2 separate regions of the Homo sapiens genome follow, and region 2 is linked to region 1. The links are chromatin contacts, found by Hi-C or POLR2A ChIA-PET in ENCODE. All regions are on one chromosome and are shown on one strand. The core of a region is the stretch at or near the end of the contact, and the rest is flanking DNA. Distances in the headings are between cores, read along the strand shown.

Region 1 (7,919 bases), core at 3,215-5,714:
TCATTAGATTCATGAGTTCTTGGGGCATGGCTATGGTGCCCATGAGCTCTTTGAGAAGTCGAGCCACACTGGTCAGCCACCAAACCACTGACCAGATATTCTCCCAGAGCCAGGAAAACCTTTAGTCAGGAAAGGCAAAAACACTCTCCAATTTTTAAGTGAAGAAAACCAAGTAGTTGCTAAAGGCAAAAGGTTTTTTTTTTTTGGTTGTTTACCATCACCTCCAGAAGACTGCGACCAAATGAGATTCCTACAAAATGACTTCTGTTAGAAACCCAGGCTGAGACACCTGGGCCACTATTGCTGCTGCTGGTGGAAGCCCAAATCTGGCCCAGTTGAACAGAGTCCTCACACTCAAGGCTGCTGGAATAGTCCTCGTCCGCATGCCCAGGGCCTCTCCCACCTCATCCCCGTGCTCCTCCCACTGCTAAGACAGCCCCATCTCCAGACACATTCCCACACTCCTCCCACTGCTAGGTCAGCTTCTTTTCTGGGCTCCCCGCTGAGGCAAGACTTATTGCAGTGATTCTAAGCTGGGGACAATTCTGCCCACCAGAGGGACATTTGGCAGCATCAGAAGACTTTTTTTTTTTTTTTCCCAGAGACAGAGTCTCACTCTGTCATCCAAGCTGGAGTGCAGTGGTATGATCATAGTTCACGATAGCCTCCAACTCCTGGGCTCAAGTGATCTTTCCGCCTCAGCCTCCCAAGTGACTAGGACTACAGGGGAGTGCCACCATGCTCAACTAATTTTTAAATTTTTTTGTAGAGACGAGATCTTGCTGTGTTGACCAGGCTGGTCTTGAACTCCTAGGCACAAGCGATCCTCTAGTCTCAGCCTCTCAAAGTGCTGAGATTACAGGTGTGGGCCACCATGCCTGGCCTAGAAGACATTTTTGGTTGTCACAACTTGGGTTGGTGGGAGGGTGAAGATGCTACTGGCATCTAGTGAGTAAAGGCCAAGGATGCTGCTAAATATCCCACAATGCACAAAACAGCCCCCCACAGCAAAGAATGATCTGGCCCAAGATATCAATAGTGCTGAGGGTGAGAAACCCTGGGTTATTGGGAAGGCCAGTACATGGACAGTGCTGGAGGGACAGAGGCTCATCGGACTCACAAGCTCCTGAGACATGGCTGCAGTGCTCCTGGGCTCCCTATGGGGTTGAGTCACTCTGGCCAGCCATAGAACCAGTCCCCAGATACGGTCTCGGTGCCAGGGAAGCCCTTGGGCAAGAAGGGCGAGAGCACACTCATCAGCTTCCCTTCCTATCTCAGAAGAAAACCGAACTACTGAACAGTGTTATAAAAAGTAGCTCTCCTCAGTTTGGAAAGATGAAGATCTTCTGGAAATAGACGGTGATGGTTGCACAACACTGAGAATATATTTAATGCCACCAAATTGCACACTTAAAATGGTTAAAATGGTAAACTTTGTGTTATATATATATATGTATCACAATAAAACAAGGCAAAACAAACTAAAAACCTAGCTCTCCTCTTGGCCTGGGAGTCCTCAGATTAGAGAAGTCCTGAAGGTTGACACCACATGGCATGTGTGTGTCAGTGAAAGTGTGTCTGGAAGAGGACTTACATCCACTCAGGGTCTCAGAGGGGCTTATGACAAATAAGGAAAGAGGTCTGATCTGAACCAAGAATGATTTTAGGATTAACAAGTCACTTGGTGGGGGTCTCAAAGCTCTCATCAGAGCCTGCCTATGGGCGTATTCAGGTACTATGTGGAAATGTTGGTTTGGGAAGACCAGGTGTTTTGCCTGGGGCCACACATCCAGGGTTCAAACCCAGTTCTCTGACCCCAGGACCCACATCCTTTCCCCTATTTGAGGCCCACACAGTGAGGGCCAGTGGGCAGAGCTGTGACTACAACTCCAACGTGAGTCTGTAGATAGTATGGGAACAAGTGGTTGCTCTAAGCACTGCTGAGCTGTTCACCCACTCATGCCCCATCCTGCCATGCTGGGATCCCCCACCCACAGCTCTGGGAAGCAAAGGTGCTCCATACTCCATTGCTGAGCCAGGACCAAAGGAACAAGAAGCAATTCATCCAAGTTATTTTCCTAATAGCTACAAGAACATGGGATTCTCCCCCAGCTGGTAGATATTAACCACTCCCAAGCGGCAGATGTCAGGGCCCTCCCTTGAAATGGGGAAAAGCAGCCAGCAGTCCTCTGCCACCTGTAGTTTCTAGCTTTGCTCAGAGGCATCAGCCTGGTGGGCCCCCAGGTCCAGGCATCTGGGGAAGGTGACTAAGCCCCAGGTGTCTCATCTGTGAATTGAGCAGTATATTTACCCACTCATTCTGATGAGATAAGGAATAAACAGGGTAGCGAGCATAAAAGGCCTTGGCTATGGCTCACCAGAAGTGCCTAATAGAGAGGGATTCACAGGAAAGAGGGCAGGGACCTAGAGGTCTGCTGAGTCCCAGGGGGCCTCAACCCTGCAGTGTGAAATGCCTTTCTGGGTGGAAGATGAACTGGCAGCAAGCAGTGCATCATGCAGCCCAGTCATCCCCCAACAAACCCAAAAGCTGAAAACTGGCCACAGATTAGCAAGTACAGAGGACAGCCAAGAGACCAGCCAGGACAGCAACCCTTGTAAGAAAAACCATAAATCCCAACTGGGCCAATGCCTAGAGGCAGACCAGGACACAAAACGGGGGCATGTGTGTGTGTTGGGGTGGGGAGATGGAGGGTCTATCTGCTGCAGCCACAGAAGCCCCAGGATAGACTCAGGAGGCTTCCTAGTTCTATTCTGGGCCCCAGCCTTGACTCGCTGGAGGCCTTGGGCGAGCCGCTTCCTGTTGTTTGGGCCAGTATCCGTGTGGGGGAGGCCACACTCTCTGTATGGTCCAACGGAGAGACATCTAAAAAGCCTGTGGCCATAGGAGCTTAAAACCCTCAAGGTTCCACAACCTCGGCTTTAACATTTATTTCAGCCCAAGCTGAATATGACCTTATTTAATGAGACTGTATCAGTTATCAATTTTTTTCCCCAAATATTTATCAAAAATATTAACTATTTAAATTCAGGAACACTGAATATTCTTTTACGAACAGAGGTACTAAAAATGGTTTGTGGCTGAGGAACTTCCTCTCCATGGTTAGAAAAAAAAAGGGAGGGAAGTGAAAGCAACAGGGCTGGGCCTTTCCCACTTGTCCCAGCTGTGGCTTCAGGCCCTGAACCCTCTAGGAGCCCCACGTTTGGGTCCTGTGACCCAGGGTTCAGTATGGGACGGGTCCCTTGTCTCCTAAGGCCTCAATCAAACAGCACCATATGCCATGGCAACACGCTCCCACCAAATGGCACAGGCCTGGGGCACCCGGCAGCTTGCTGTAACAGCCTCTTTGTGTCTTATTCGTTCACTCTAGATGGAAAACAAAGCACCACAACTTCCAAAGTATTTGGTAAATGAGAAGATCTTGCTAGGGTCCCTTTCCCGAGACAGGCCTAAACCTCCTCCCTCACCGTCTCCAAGCCCAGAGCTGTTCACCATGACCTAGCCCACCAGAGTCACAGAGCTCAGGACATGCCTGCCAAGCCACTTACCAGATTCCCCATGGAGCTGGCCAGTGTGGCTGGGGGCCTCGGCACTTTCGTGACTTCTCCATGATCAACAATATCAAAGTTACTCTTCCAAACCATCACCTGCCAAAACCAACAGGCACACCAAGTCAGGAGAAGAAAATCCCCTTGCCAGTCCTTCACTGAGGAAATGGGCTCAGAGGCCATGCCCAAAGTTCTGAGCCATGGTGGGATAGTGGTCCCCACCTGACACCCCAACTCAATTCCGGGACCTACCCCACCTCCCTGGGGAGCAGGCTTTGTGGACAGGCCTCAAGAGGACCTGGATGTGACCAGGATGGACTACCACGGCGTGGCACCGCCAGGCCTTCGCACTTGCTGGTTCACCTCCCTAGGGTGTCACAGGCCCGAGCTTCATGGGGTTGGCTGCTTCGCAGGCTGAAGTGTCTGCTTCAACAGCACCACCTTCTCAGAGAGGCCTTCTGTGAATGTTTATCATAGCCCTCTATTTATTTCCTTCATAGCATCAGAGTAGGGAGTTATTTAATCCCCTTTTCATTGTTTATCATCTGCCTCTGAACTAAAATAGAAGTTCCTGCGGGCGGTGGCCTGGCCTGTTACACTGTGAGAAGTGGTTAACACATGGCCTCCAGGCCAGAACACTCCTTACTGAATGGCCTAAGGCAAGGGACTCAACCTTGTGCCTCAGTTCCTGCATCTGCGAGACTGGGATAAGCCTAGTTCCCATCTCATGGGGCTGCTGTGAGGCTCACAGGAGACAGCCTGGTGGACACGGGCACACAGGAAGTACTCAGCAACACACTCGTCATCCCAAGGCTAACTCAGCCATGAAAAACACATCCTATTCCAGGTGTCCTCCTATCAGCAGGACCATGTCCCTCGGTTCCTTGAACACAGCTGAGGGAGGCACCTGGCTGGGGAGCAAGAGCGCTCCCTGCTGGAGGCTGCTGGCCATGCATGACGGTGTGCTTCCAGGGCCACTTCCAGGATGGCTGGCTTGGGTGTCACAAGAGAACTGGGGAGTGTGTGGCCAGTGGTCACCTGAGGCCACAGAAAAACCACCGTATCCACACAAGATGAACACTCCATATGCCCTGGACACCATCCCTGTCTGTCAGGACGCAGCTGTGAGCCTCGTTCTTCAGGAGGCTCCTCACCACTGTCTGAGCAGCTCCACTGTTTCCTCTCCCAGATGGATGGCGTCTAGGGTCGTGCACATATCACCTTAGAAACAGAATGTTAGCACACACACACCCTTGTTTACAGGGTCTTCATGTCACTGCAAATCTAACTGCTGAATAAATTCCTAACAGTAGAGTGGCTATCATGAATGCAAATAGACAATGCCAATGTCACTCTGAAAAAGCTCAGAGTAGATATTAAACAGGAAGCCTGGGAGCTGATGGCAGCGCTGCTGGACCTACTTTCCACCAGGCTGCCTCTCCTACTATGTCATTTGATTCTACCATGACTCTATTTACTGTGTGAAGTTACCAGTTTCCCTGTCTTCTAAGCAATAAGCCAGGCTTCACGCTCAGGGAAGGCTCAGGAGTCACTTTTGCCTTCCTCCTCCCTCGTCTGCTAGAGCAGGACTGGTGCTGGTGTGGGAAGATGCCTGCTGTCTCTAACCCAGGCTGTGGTCAAAGAGCCTCCAACTACCCTCTGCCTTACTGGAAGAGACTCAACCAAAATTGGTAGATTTGGCTGAGACCAGGACTCGTATAGGCCAATAGGACTTTTCTAGGCTGAGCAGCCAGAACTAAGAGACTGGGCAGTAGTGGAATAAACATTCTCGGCCATCCATCAGGTCAACAGTGGCACAGAACAGCCACCCTTTCCTCCTTTCCTCATCAGGGGCTGTGGTTCTCTGGACAAGAGGACCATGCGGACACTGGAGAAAGACTGCTGATGGTTAGACTCTTCAGTGCTCCTGGCCTCCCCAGTGCCAGGGTCTGGACTAGGCCCCAGAAGCAGGGTGCCTGCCAGGAGACAGGTCATTGGTGGTTAGCAGTCAGGGCACAAGGCACCAGGGCTGACAGGCTGAAGCCTCAGAGCAGAGGGTGACAAGGTGGGATAGGACCTCTTCACAATGTCCTCTCTCTGCAGCCAAAAATACTGAAAATGCTGACCCCTCAAACAGTGTCCAAGGGGGCTGGGAGCAAAGAGCAGCAGATGACAGAGCAGAGGCTCCCAGGGCAGGAGAATGACTCTGAAGTGAGACAGGCCCCAGTACCTGCCCCAGCTCTAGCATCTGCTGGGACTTAGTTTCCTCATCTACCGCACGGGGAGATCAGAGGGCCTCATCTCCCACATGGAGATGTCACGAGAATTAAATGAGGTATGAAGCTCTTGTCACATTGGCCATATTCCCAGGCCTAAAGTAAGATCATATTAATAATAATCATTATCTATTTATTTGGAATCAGGAAAATAACTAAAAAACCAACTTTTCACGACAACCATAGCCCAGCCTCCTTCCACTAAGCGCTAGCCTGAGCAGTGAGGATTCTGAGATGCAGCCATGAGGTCGGCACCTGCAGGAGGCCCATTCTGGAGTGGCAAGGCCCCTGGATCTGGGCAACCCCACCCCAAGCGCCATCAGGGCCTTTTTAGTCGCTGAAAGCCACCAAGGAAGCTGGCGAAACCCAGCCCATCCCCCAAACACCCTGTTTGGTTCTGAGCAGAAATCAGCTCAGATTCCCTTCTTCACCATTCCATTCGACTACTCTTTACTTACTTGTTCATCAGAGCCTCCAGAAGCAAAATACTCCCCCGTTCTTGAAAAGGCAACAGTGGTGGCTGGTCCCTGGCAGAACAAACAAAAAATAACACACATCAAAGGTCATTCTCCATTCTAAATGCACAGGAAGAAAACGAGACGTTCTTGAATGAAAGCAGCAGCAGGATAAAGGACCGAGAGCCCACTCAGCCCACAGTCCTCCGTAACCTGTAGCCCAGGAGCCTGCCTGCAGCCAGGTGCAAGCACCACCGCTCAGGCTTCTGTTCCTGAGCACTACAACAGGGACAAGTCCAGGCTATGAGAATGTGGGTGACAGAGATGAGTGAATGGGACAGTCTGCACTGGCAGCCCTCCAGGGCTGGCCTCATTGTCCCCACTTTCCCAGTAAGAAACCACAGGTCAGAGAGATGCACTGAGTCACCCCAGCCACAGCACTGAGACCAGAACTTGGTCCCTTTGACCCAGACCAACCCTAACACCCAACATCTCCCCAACACTGCACAGTTGCTGACCAGAGAAATAGGGATCTCCAAGGAAGAGCCAATGGCTCAAGCAGACAGGGCATAGTTCAAGGCACAGGTGACAGGAAGGAGGTTTCCAAAGGTGCTTGGGCAGCAGAGCAATGTGACACGTCTCTCTAATGTGCATTCACTTTTCTTATGTTCAGGCCATGGGTAGTGATGTGCCCACTCTGGCTTCCCAGATGTTGAAGGTCTGCGTGACCATCTGAAGGGGAATGCCAGGCACACGCCAGGCCGCACTCCAAGGGCTGGAGAGCAGTCCAGGGCGGGGGAGATGGGGGATGCATGATCTCCTAGCAAAGGAGGGTTCTTCCCCACATACCTAAAATCCATCCCAGAAAGGTGCTCAGAGTAAGGATCTGTTTAGCTACGACACCATGACCACAGCCACCACCATCTCTTCCTCCCAGTCGAACTTTTACTGTGGCCAGTACCTGGTATTCCCAAGCAAAATCAGATAAAAGAGGTTCTCTCCTAGAAGACAGCACAGCCACTGTCACCAAGTCCACCTCAGTCCCCCCAGACCAGTGCAGGGAGCGGCAAGAGCCCCAACTGCCCATGAGATGGGCTCTGGCAGCACATCTACAGCTGACTCATCAATGAGAGGAACATTGGGAGGCGCCTTCCACTTAATGCCAGAAAAGACCAGCCAAGTTCTGGGAGGGAAAAGGGACCTCGAGGCCATGGAGGAAGGCAGCTTTTGTCTCCCAGAGAGACAGGCAGGTTGAGAGGTGCCATTCAGCCTCAGACACACTGGACAGCAGGGAGTATGCCCACCCATGCTTCCAGAGTCCACCTTCGGCTCTTCCTCTCAGAGGTGCTCATAACACCTCTGACGAAAAAAGCAAGTACAACACTGGTGAACACCGAGCACTCAGGCGCTCAGAGCACAGCACCTGCATTTACCCACTGAATCCTGAAAGGACAGTCTGTGCGGTGACCCTTTGCCTTAGTCCACTTCTGTTGCTATAATGGAATATCTGAGACTAAGTAATTCATAATGAGCAGAAATGTATTGGCTCACAGTTCCAGAGGCTGGGAAGTCCAAGATCGGGGGCCAGCATCTGGCAAGGGCCTTCTTGCTGAGTCATCCC
Region 2 (7,919 bases), core at 1,701-4,200, 75 kb after region 1:
GCCTCAACTCCAGCTGCCCAGGGCCAGAGCGAGTGATAAGATGAGTTTATACTGTAGCTCTGAGAAGGAAGGGAGGGAGGGAGAAGGAGGGAAGGAGGGAAAAGGGAGGGAGGGGTAAGGGAGAGAGAAAAAGGGAGAGAAAGGGAAAAGAAGATGGGGAAGGAGGGAAGGACAAGGGAGGAGTGAGAGGCGAAGAAGGAGAAGGAAAAGAAGAAAAAGAAAGAAGAAGAGGAGGAGGGGGCGGAGGGGAGAAGAAGAGGCCCCGAAGGATCACAACTGGAGCAGAATAGTGCCCACCCAGACTCATCACTGAGGCAGATGGGGTCATTCTCATTTCACAGACACAAAAACTAAGATTTAAGGCATGAGGCAATTTGCTCAAGATCTCAGAGTTAGGACTAGAACTCATGGCTTATGCCTTGCTCTTCAAGGTCTCAAACCTTGAACCACTCAAGAAACATATTCCAAGATACCTCACCCTTACCTCATCAGAAAGGGGAGCTGGTTAAAATGCAGATTTCTGGGTCAAAATCAAAGGTGTGTGGCACAGGAATCTGCATTTTGACCGGTACCCTGGGGGTGGTTCTTTGGGCCCTGACACTGGGAAACCCCGTGGCTCATTTAGGGCCTTTCTGGTCTGACCTCTTGGCGTCAGGTCCTGACCATACTCCCGTTGCCCAGCTATTTGGGCTGACTCACGCTGACCCCCCAACCGCCACCCCCACAGGGCTGAGCCTTTTCCATCCAAGGCTTCACCCACAGTCTCCCAGTCGCATGTAGATCCACCCTTCCAACCAGCACCCGCTTCTCTTCTGGAAGCCTTCCTCGTGGTTGGGATCCTCCTCTTTCAGCGCCTGTTGGAGTAATAGCCTCCTCCTCTTCCTCCATCTGGAGTTGCTTACAACACTCTATTTCACTTTCCATGTGAGTCGGCCTTGTTTCCCAATCTTTCTCTATATTAAACAGGAAACTCCCAGAGGGCTAGGGACTGGCTGGTTTAAACAATAAGCCTCTGAAATACAGGACTTCACCTGACCCTCCTGCCAGCCACAAGTGGCAGGGCGGGAGAGCTTTACAAATCAGGAAACCAAGCCTTGAAGAGGTTGTGGCCTGCCCAAGTCTATGGCCAAGTAAGATTCAGAGCTGGGTTTGAAACCCATGCCCAACTCCACTATCCAGTTCTTTCTGCTTTGGCTTTGGCTCTGATCACCCCCAAAAAAACCCTATGAGGGCCAGGCGCAGTGGCTCAAGCCTATAATCCCAGAACTTTGGGAAGCTGAGGGTGATCACTTGAGGTCAGGAGTTCAAGACCAGCCTGGCCATCATGGTGAAACCCCATCTCTACTAAAAATACAAAAATTAGCTGGGCGTGGTGGTGTAATCCCAGCTGCTCAGGAGGCTGAGGCAGAAGAATCGCTTGAACCTGGGAGGCAGAGGTTGCAGTGAGCCGAGATTGTGCCACTGCACTCCGGCCTGGGCAACAGAGGGAGACTCTGTCTCAAACAAACAAACAAAATAACAACAACAACAAAAACAACCTGTGAGGCAGGCATTTCAGGGATTATGATCCTATTGCCCAGATAAGGAAAGCAAGGCCCAAAGATGAGCAAAGCACTCAATATCATCCTTATTCTGTTCCCACTTCCAGCTGCACTTGGGTCCAAGTCCAAGTGCTGACCTTTTCTCTCTCATCTTCTCTGGGTGATGGGCACTGCCCAGGATCTCTTGGCTGAATGGCACAGAACTGGGTCTCGAGCTCTCAGACCAAAGCCCTCATCCTGGACTGGTCCCACTGCCACTCTGAACCCAGGTGCCTCCTCTGAAGGTGGAGACTCACCTCACCTGCCTTGCAGCCAGCTGGGTGCTCAGAGACAGAAATGCAAAGTACCTGGACACACCCTGGTCACCATCATTCTGGACTTTGTCCCTCTTGTTAATGCTCAGCTGGGAAAGGAATACCCTCAAAGGCCCTTTCCTCAAGAATGGAGGAGAGTACCTCTGAGCCTGGCACAGGCCCAGCCCAACACAGCCCAAGCCAAGCTGGGAAGGGTGTGGGGCAAGGAAGCCAGACTGACATTCCTGAGACGGGTTTGCCAAGCCCTACACTTTATGTGTTGTACCCGGGAAACTCAATGGAGGTATGGCCCAACGCTGACCTTTGGCATGGAGGCCTAAGCCACCCTGCTGGTGCCCAGGGTGGCCAGCAAGGGGCTTCAGACAACCCTGGATGGAAAATAAAAATAGTGGCTAATATTTGTTACACGCTAACTATTGTCAGGCCCTGTGCCTTCCCCTCCTCCCCAAGTGCTCAGAGCTGTGGAGTGGATGGGTTCCACCCTAGCCCTGTTCCTCTGTCCCCTCTGGATCATCTTAGACCAGAAAGTGCCACAGCTGAGTGTCCCGCTTCTTCCGCATCCTGCCAGGACCACTCCATTTGTGGGCGATATAGCCAGCTCCACCTCCTCCGGGAAGCCCTTGTTCACAGTTTCCAAAGCAAGCCGCAGGCGGGATGGATCCTGCTTAACACCCCGGCCCAGAACCCCTTGGATCTCCTTCTTCCTCCATGTCCAAGACACCCAGCTTAACAACCCTGTAGCCCCCAACTTGGCCCTAGCGGCACCTCGCCTCGACCTTGCCATTTTATACTCAATTGGGGCGTAGGGTTCTGAAGCCCAGGGTAGTTGGTGGGGAGGCAGCACGAGGGTGCAGGATGAGGTCGGGAAAAGAGACCTCGTCCGCCCACCGCCTAGCGCTTCCTCCTCCCTGCAGGCGAGCCGGGGAATCCCCGGCAGCACCGATATCCGCAGAGCCCAAGAAGTGGGCCTCTCTGCCCCGCCCCCCCGGCTCGCCGAGGGCTACGCGGCGCGCCTGCGCAGAAGAAGGCAGCGCCCAAGGCGCATGCGCAGCGGTCACTCCCGCTGTATATTAAGGCGCCGGCGATCGCGGCCTGAGGCTGCTCCCGGACAAGGGCAACGAGCGTTTCGTTTGGACTTCTCGACTTGAGTGCCCGCCTCCTTCGCCGCCGCCTCTGCAGTCCTCAGCGCAGGTGAGGGCCCGCGCGGTAGGTGCGGCGCCGGCCGAGGAAGCCCCGGGGTGTCCTGCCAGCCGTGGCACCGCTGCCCCGGGTGCTGGGACCCCATCCCCCACTGTCCCAGTCACCCGCCGCCTTGAGGTCAGCGTTTATCCTCCAGATCTTTTGCCTAGACGGCCGCCTCAGTTTCCCCCTTTCGGCCCCTTCCGGCTATTCCCGGTTGAACCCGCCGCTTTAGAATTCCCTTCTCATACCCCTCCCGTCATTCTCGAGACCTCGACCGCGGGTCACCTCTGACCCCCACTGCCGGAGGACTGCCTTCTTTCTCCAGACTCAACTCCCTCGACTTTATAAGCCCCTGCGCGTCCCCAGTGAGGCCCAAGGCGCTGGCCCTCATACCCCTACCCTCATTTGTGCCCCTCCTTTCTCAGTTATGCCCAGTTCTTCCCGCTGTGGGGACACGACCACGGAGGAATCCTTGCTTCAGGGACTCGGGACCCTGCTGGACCCCTTCCTCGGGTTTAGGGGATGTGGGGACCAGGAGAAAGTCAGGATCCCTAAGAGTCTTCCCTGCCTGGATGGATGAGTGGCTTCTTCTCCACCTAGATGTAAGCCAAGATGTCTTATCTGCACTGTGCATCTCCCTAAGAAACCTCTGGCCTCCCAAACCTGTTCTTGACCTTTCCCTCATCCTTCCGCCCCCTTGATTATGTACTGTCAGTATTCATTTGGTGAAGTTGCTTTGCAGGTGCCTTTGTGTAGCGCTGGAGAATGAAGAAGTTGGTGACCCGGGTAAAGTGTGGTCACCATTCCTTAGCTCACATCAGTGCTGTCCTTAGGCATTTTTGAGGGAGAAGTGTTAGTATTCCAGGGTACCCTTTATATAAACTGCGGTTGACACCTGAATCCAGTGAGCTTGCAGTGATATTTGCCTGATTATTAACAACTGTTGATGTCACTCTTCATCAGTCTTTCCACAGGAGCCAGCATACTTCCTGAACATGGAGAGTGTTGTTCGCCGCTGCCCATTCTTATCCCGAGTCCCCCAGGCCTTTCTGCAGAAAGCAGGCAAATCTCTGTTGTTCTATGCCCAAAACTGCCCCAAGATGATGGAAGTTGGGGCCAAGCCAGCCCCTCGGGCATTGTCCACTGCAGCAGTACACTACCAACAGATCAAAGAAACCCCTCCGGCCAGTGAGAGTAAGTGTCATTGACAATGAAGGAGCAGGTATGGGTGTTTGTGCTCATTGGTAGACTAGAAGCAGTCCCCACAGTGGTGGTGAGGGTCACACTCACTCACAGAGGGCTGCTATGTGCAGGCTGGGCTCTGAGCACAGATTATCTCATATGATTGTCCCCCCAAGGGTAGGCACTTTTAGCTTTTCCATCTTTAAAGGTGAAACAGTGGCCAGTGTTGCACATTACAGGTTTTTGGATTGCACGTTAGTGTCTATAGGGGTTTTAGTGTTTCCTCAGTGCCTCGTTCACATAAATATTAAATTGGAATGTTCTAATTTCCCTCATTAAACATTTAGCCTTCTAATTTCCCTCATTAAACATTTGGCCTTCGGCTTTTTATTTATTTAATTTTTCTTTTTTGAGACTGAGTCTTGCTCTGTCGCCCAGGTTGGAGTGCAGTGATGCAGTCTCGGCTTACTGCAACCTCCACCTCCCAGGTTCAAGTGATTCTCCTGCCTCAGCCTTCCAAGTATCTGGAATTACAGGCATGCACCACCACGCCCAGATAATTTTTGTACTTTTAGTAGGGTTTCACCTTGTTGGTCCGGCTGGTCTCAAACTCCTGACCTCAAATGATCCACCTGCCTCAGCCTCCCAGAGTGCTGGGATTGCAGGCGTGAGCCACCGTGCCCGGCCCCTTTGGCTTTTTAAAGTAGTGATTTTTTTTTTCTTAAAAGTTTTTGTTCTGTTGTGGTAAAATGCCCAAGAAAAATTACCATTTTAAGCACTTAAAAATGTGCAGTTCAGTGGTACATTCATATTGTTGTGTCACCACCACCATCCATCTCCAGAACTTTTTTCATCTTCCCAAACTGAAATTCTATACCCATCAAACAGTAACTCTCCATTCCTCTCTCCCCAACCCCTGACAACCACCATTCTGCTTTCTGTCTCTATGAATTTGACTATTCTAGGTACCTCATATAAGTGAAATTGTACAGTATTTATTAGTGATTTTTAAAAACAAATTTATCTTGGCTGTGTGCAGTGGCTCACTCCTGTAATCCCAGCGCTTTGGGAGGCCGAGGTGGTTTGATCACCTGAGGCCAGGAGTTCGAGACCAGCCTGGCCACATGGTGAAACCCCACTGTTACAAAAAATACAAAATTAGCTGGATGTGGTGGTGTACGCCTGTAATCCCAGCTATTTGGGAGGCTGAGGCATGAGAATTGCTTGAACCCGGGAGGTAGAGGTTGCAGTGAGCTGAGATCATGCCATGTATCTTTATTTGTATATACATTTGTTGTTGTTGTTTTTAACAAAGAGACTAGAGTTGAATTTAGTTTGCTCTGCTTCTGATAGGAGAGAACAAAGCTTTTCAGGTTCCACTTAATCCCAGAGAATATTTTACAGGTTTTTCTTAGGCGTGTTCTCTGGGTGTGGGCTTGTAAGAAAATAAGTTTTTTTTTTCTTTAAGCAGAAAGGATTTAATCCTTTGTAGGGTTTATTTTCAAGAGTTAGTTACGTCTTTTTTACCAAAATGCTTGCAATGGCTATGTTTTAAATGATAGGATTTTTTTCTTTTTCTAGACTTTAATGAATATGTATTACTTTTATAATAAATGAAATTAACTTCAAAATAATTTTTTTGGCCTTCCGTTATAGAAGATTTTAATGAAAACTGTATTGAGACACTTTACCCAAGTTATAGGAAAGGCTAGCCAGTGACTCACAGGAGTGTTCCAGAATGATGAAGAAAGACTTTTCTAGAAAGAAGGTGAATGAATTTGCTCAAGGGGAGAGGGAAGTCACTGTAGCTAGAAGGATAATTACCAGCCAACGGTGTTTAGTCAGCAGACTTTGATGAATTTAGATGAGAAAGTAGATGAGGTATGTGAATGTGATATACCCCTATTTTTTCTTACTTTATTAGCAATCTAAAGACCTAAGTCTTAGTCTAATTTCTGTTGTTTAGATGAAAACCAATAGCTTTTATGTTAAGCAACAGCAAGCCTCTTTGTCAAGAATCTGTTTAGAAAATGTCAGCAGAGACAGGATGTGGTGGCTCATGCCTGTAATTCCAGCACTTTGGGAGGCTGAGGCGGGAGGACTGCTTGAGCCTAGGAGTTTGATAGAAGCTAGGGCCACATAACAAGACTCCGTCTCTACAAAAAATAAAAAATAAAAAGAATTAGCTGGGCGCAGTAGAACACCTGCAGTCCAAGCTACTTGGAGAGCTAAGGTGAGAGGATCACTTGAGCCTGGAGGTCAAAGCTGCAGTTAGCTATGATTGCACCATGCACTCTAGCCTGGTTGACAGAGTGAGATCCTGTTTCAAAAAAAAAGGAAAGGAAAATGTTAGCAGAGAAAAAAATGTGTGTGAATATTTCCCGTTACCTTACAGAGTGTGTCCTCTCATAAAATAAGCTGAGTGTAGTTGGGGTAGAAATTACTGGAAATGATCCAACTCAAGGATTCCGGGTTGTCTAAAACTAGAAAATGGTACTTTTTTTGGATTTATGACGAGAAATACTGTGGGTTTAAGAGGCAACTGGAATGTGCCAGTTAACTCTTCATAGACGCATTGTTTCCTGTGAAGCAGATGAAAAACTAGAGAGATTAGCAGAACCTAATAAAAATAAGCTTGTGGCTGAGTGCAGTGGTTCACGCCTATAATCCCAGCACTTTGGGAGGCCAAGGCAGGTGGATAACCTGAGGTCAGGAGTTCAAGACCAGCCTGGACAACATGGTGAAACCCCATCTCTACTAAAAATACACAAATTAGCCAGGCATGGTGGCACACACCTGTAACCCCAGCTACTTGGGAGGCTGAGGCATGAGAATCACTTGAACCCAGGAGGTGGAGGTTGTAGTGAGCCAAGATTGTGCCACTGTACTCCAACCTGGGGTACAGAGCAAGACTCCATCTTAAAAACAAAACAAAACAAAAAAAACACTTGTGTCTGGATGGTGGGGTACAGTAAGTATTAAGTTTATCTTTGAGGCAATAAAAGAAAGAAATAAGTGGTTTTCTTACATACTGTGCAACCAGATCTGATGCTTCACTTTTTCCATTTCCTCCCTCAGAAGACAAAACTGCTAAGGCCAAGGTCCAACAGACTCCTGATGGATCCCAGCAGAGTCCAGATGGCACACAGCTTCCGTCTGGACACCCCTTGCCTGCCACAAGCCAGGGCACTGCAAGCAAATGCCCTTTCCTGGCAGCACAGATGAATCAGAGAGGCAGCAGTGTCTTCTGCAAAGCCAGTCTTGAGCTTCAGGAGGATGTGCAGGAAATGAATGCCGTGAGGAAAGGTAAGAGATGAGTTGTGAACCATTAGTGGTAGTGAAGGGGTCCTTTTAGTTCTTTTGGGCCCTCAGATTTGTGTATGAGCTATTATTAGGGCAGTATTTATGGAAACACCTTCCTCTTTTAGGGCCAGAGAGGAAGGTCTTCAAGATAGACAGTCAAGGGACTGTATTGCGAAAGTGGGACTTTCTTTCTGGTGCGTGTGTGGGATGTGACCAGCTTTTATAGTTACTACTTAATTTCTGAAAATAACCTGCAGTCTTGAGCTGCCACCAGCTGCCTTTTGTCCCTTTGGTCTTTCCCATCATCTGCTAGGATAAAGATAGAAAATAATGGTTTTACTGCAGTAAGTGCTGGTCCTAGGGCTCCCAAGCCGTGTGTCTTACTGATGGTCATTGA

Evidence for each region. Hi-C counts contacts between places; a loop is a spot of excess contacts on that map. ChIA-PET counts read pairs that join two places held with the same protein, here RNA polymerase II (POLR2A). Pooled maps may share reads with other maps.
Region 2: a loop to region 1 is called in a pooled map, with 2.6 times the contacts of the local background. The contact joins the promoter of ALAS1 here to the enhancer-like site in region 1. A Hi-C loop is called at or near these places in 1 of 168 maps with a recorded cell type or tissue (endothelial cell of hepatic sinusoid) and 3 of 50 pooled maps. POLR2A ChIA-PET finds 5 or more read pairs at or near these places in 4 of 52 experiments (H1, PC-9, T-cell and 1 more).

What each region holds. Positions count from the first base shown.
Region 1 is chr3:52,118,812-52,126,730 of GRCh38, forward strand. POC1A (POC1 centriolar protein A) reads right to left here. Exons shown (of 11, transcript NM_015426.5): 8 at 6,302-6,370; 9 at 3,568-3,666. Among named protein-coding and RNA genes, the nearest start is that of POC1A, 32 kb to the right of the region's middle. RefSeq lists an enhancer at 2,642-2,936. Within about 2 kb of position 4,465, at least 11 of the 41 ENCODE cell types and tissues checked have a DNase peak (open chromatin) inside an H3K27ac peak, as active enhancers do.
Region 2 is chr3:52,195,210-52,203,128 of GRCh38, forward strand. ALAS1 (5'-aminolevulinate synthase 1) reads left to right here and starts at 2,951. Exons shown (of 12, transcript NM_000688.6): 1 at 2,951-3,046; 2 at 3,463-3,639; 3 at 4,001-4,231; 4 at 7,298-7,525. The coding sequence starts at 4,033. RefSeq lists enhancers at 2,493-2,562, 2,573-2,792 and silencers at 2,933-3,002, 3,113-3,192.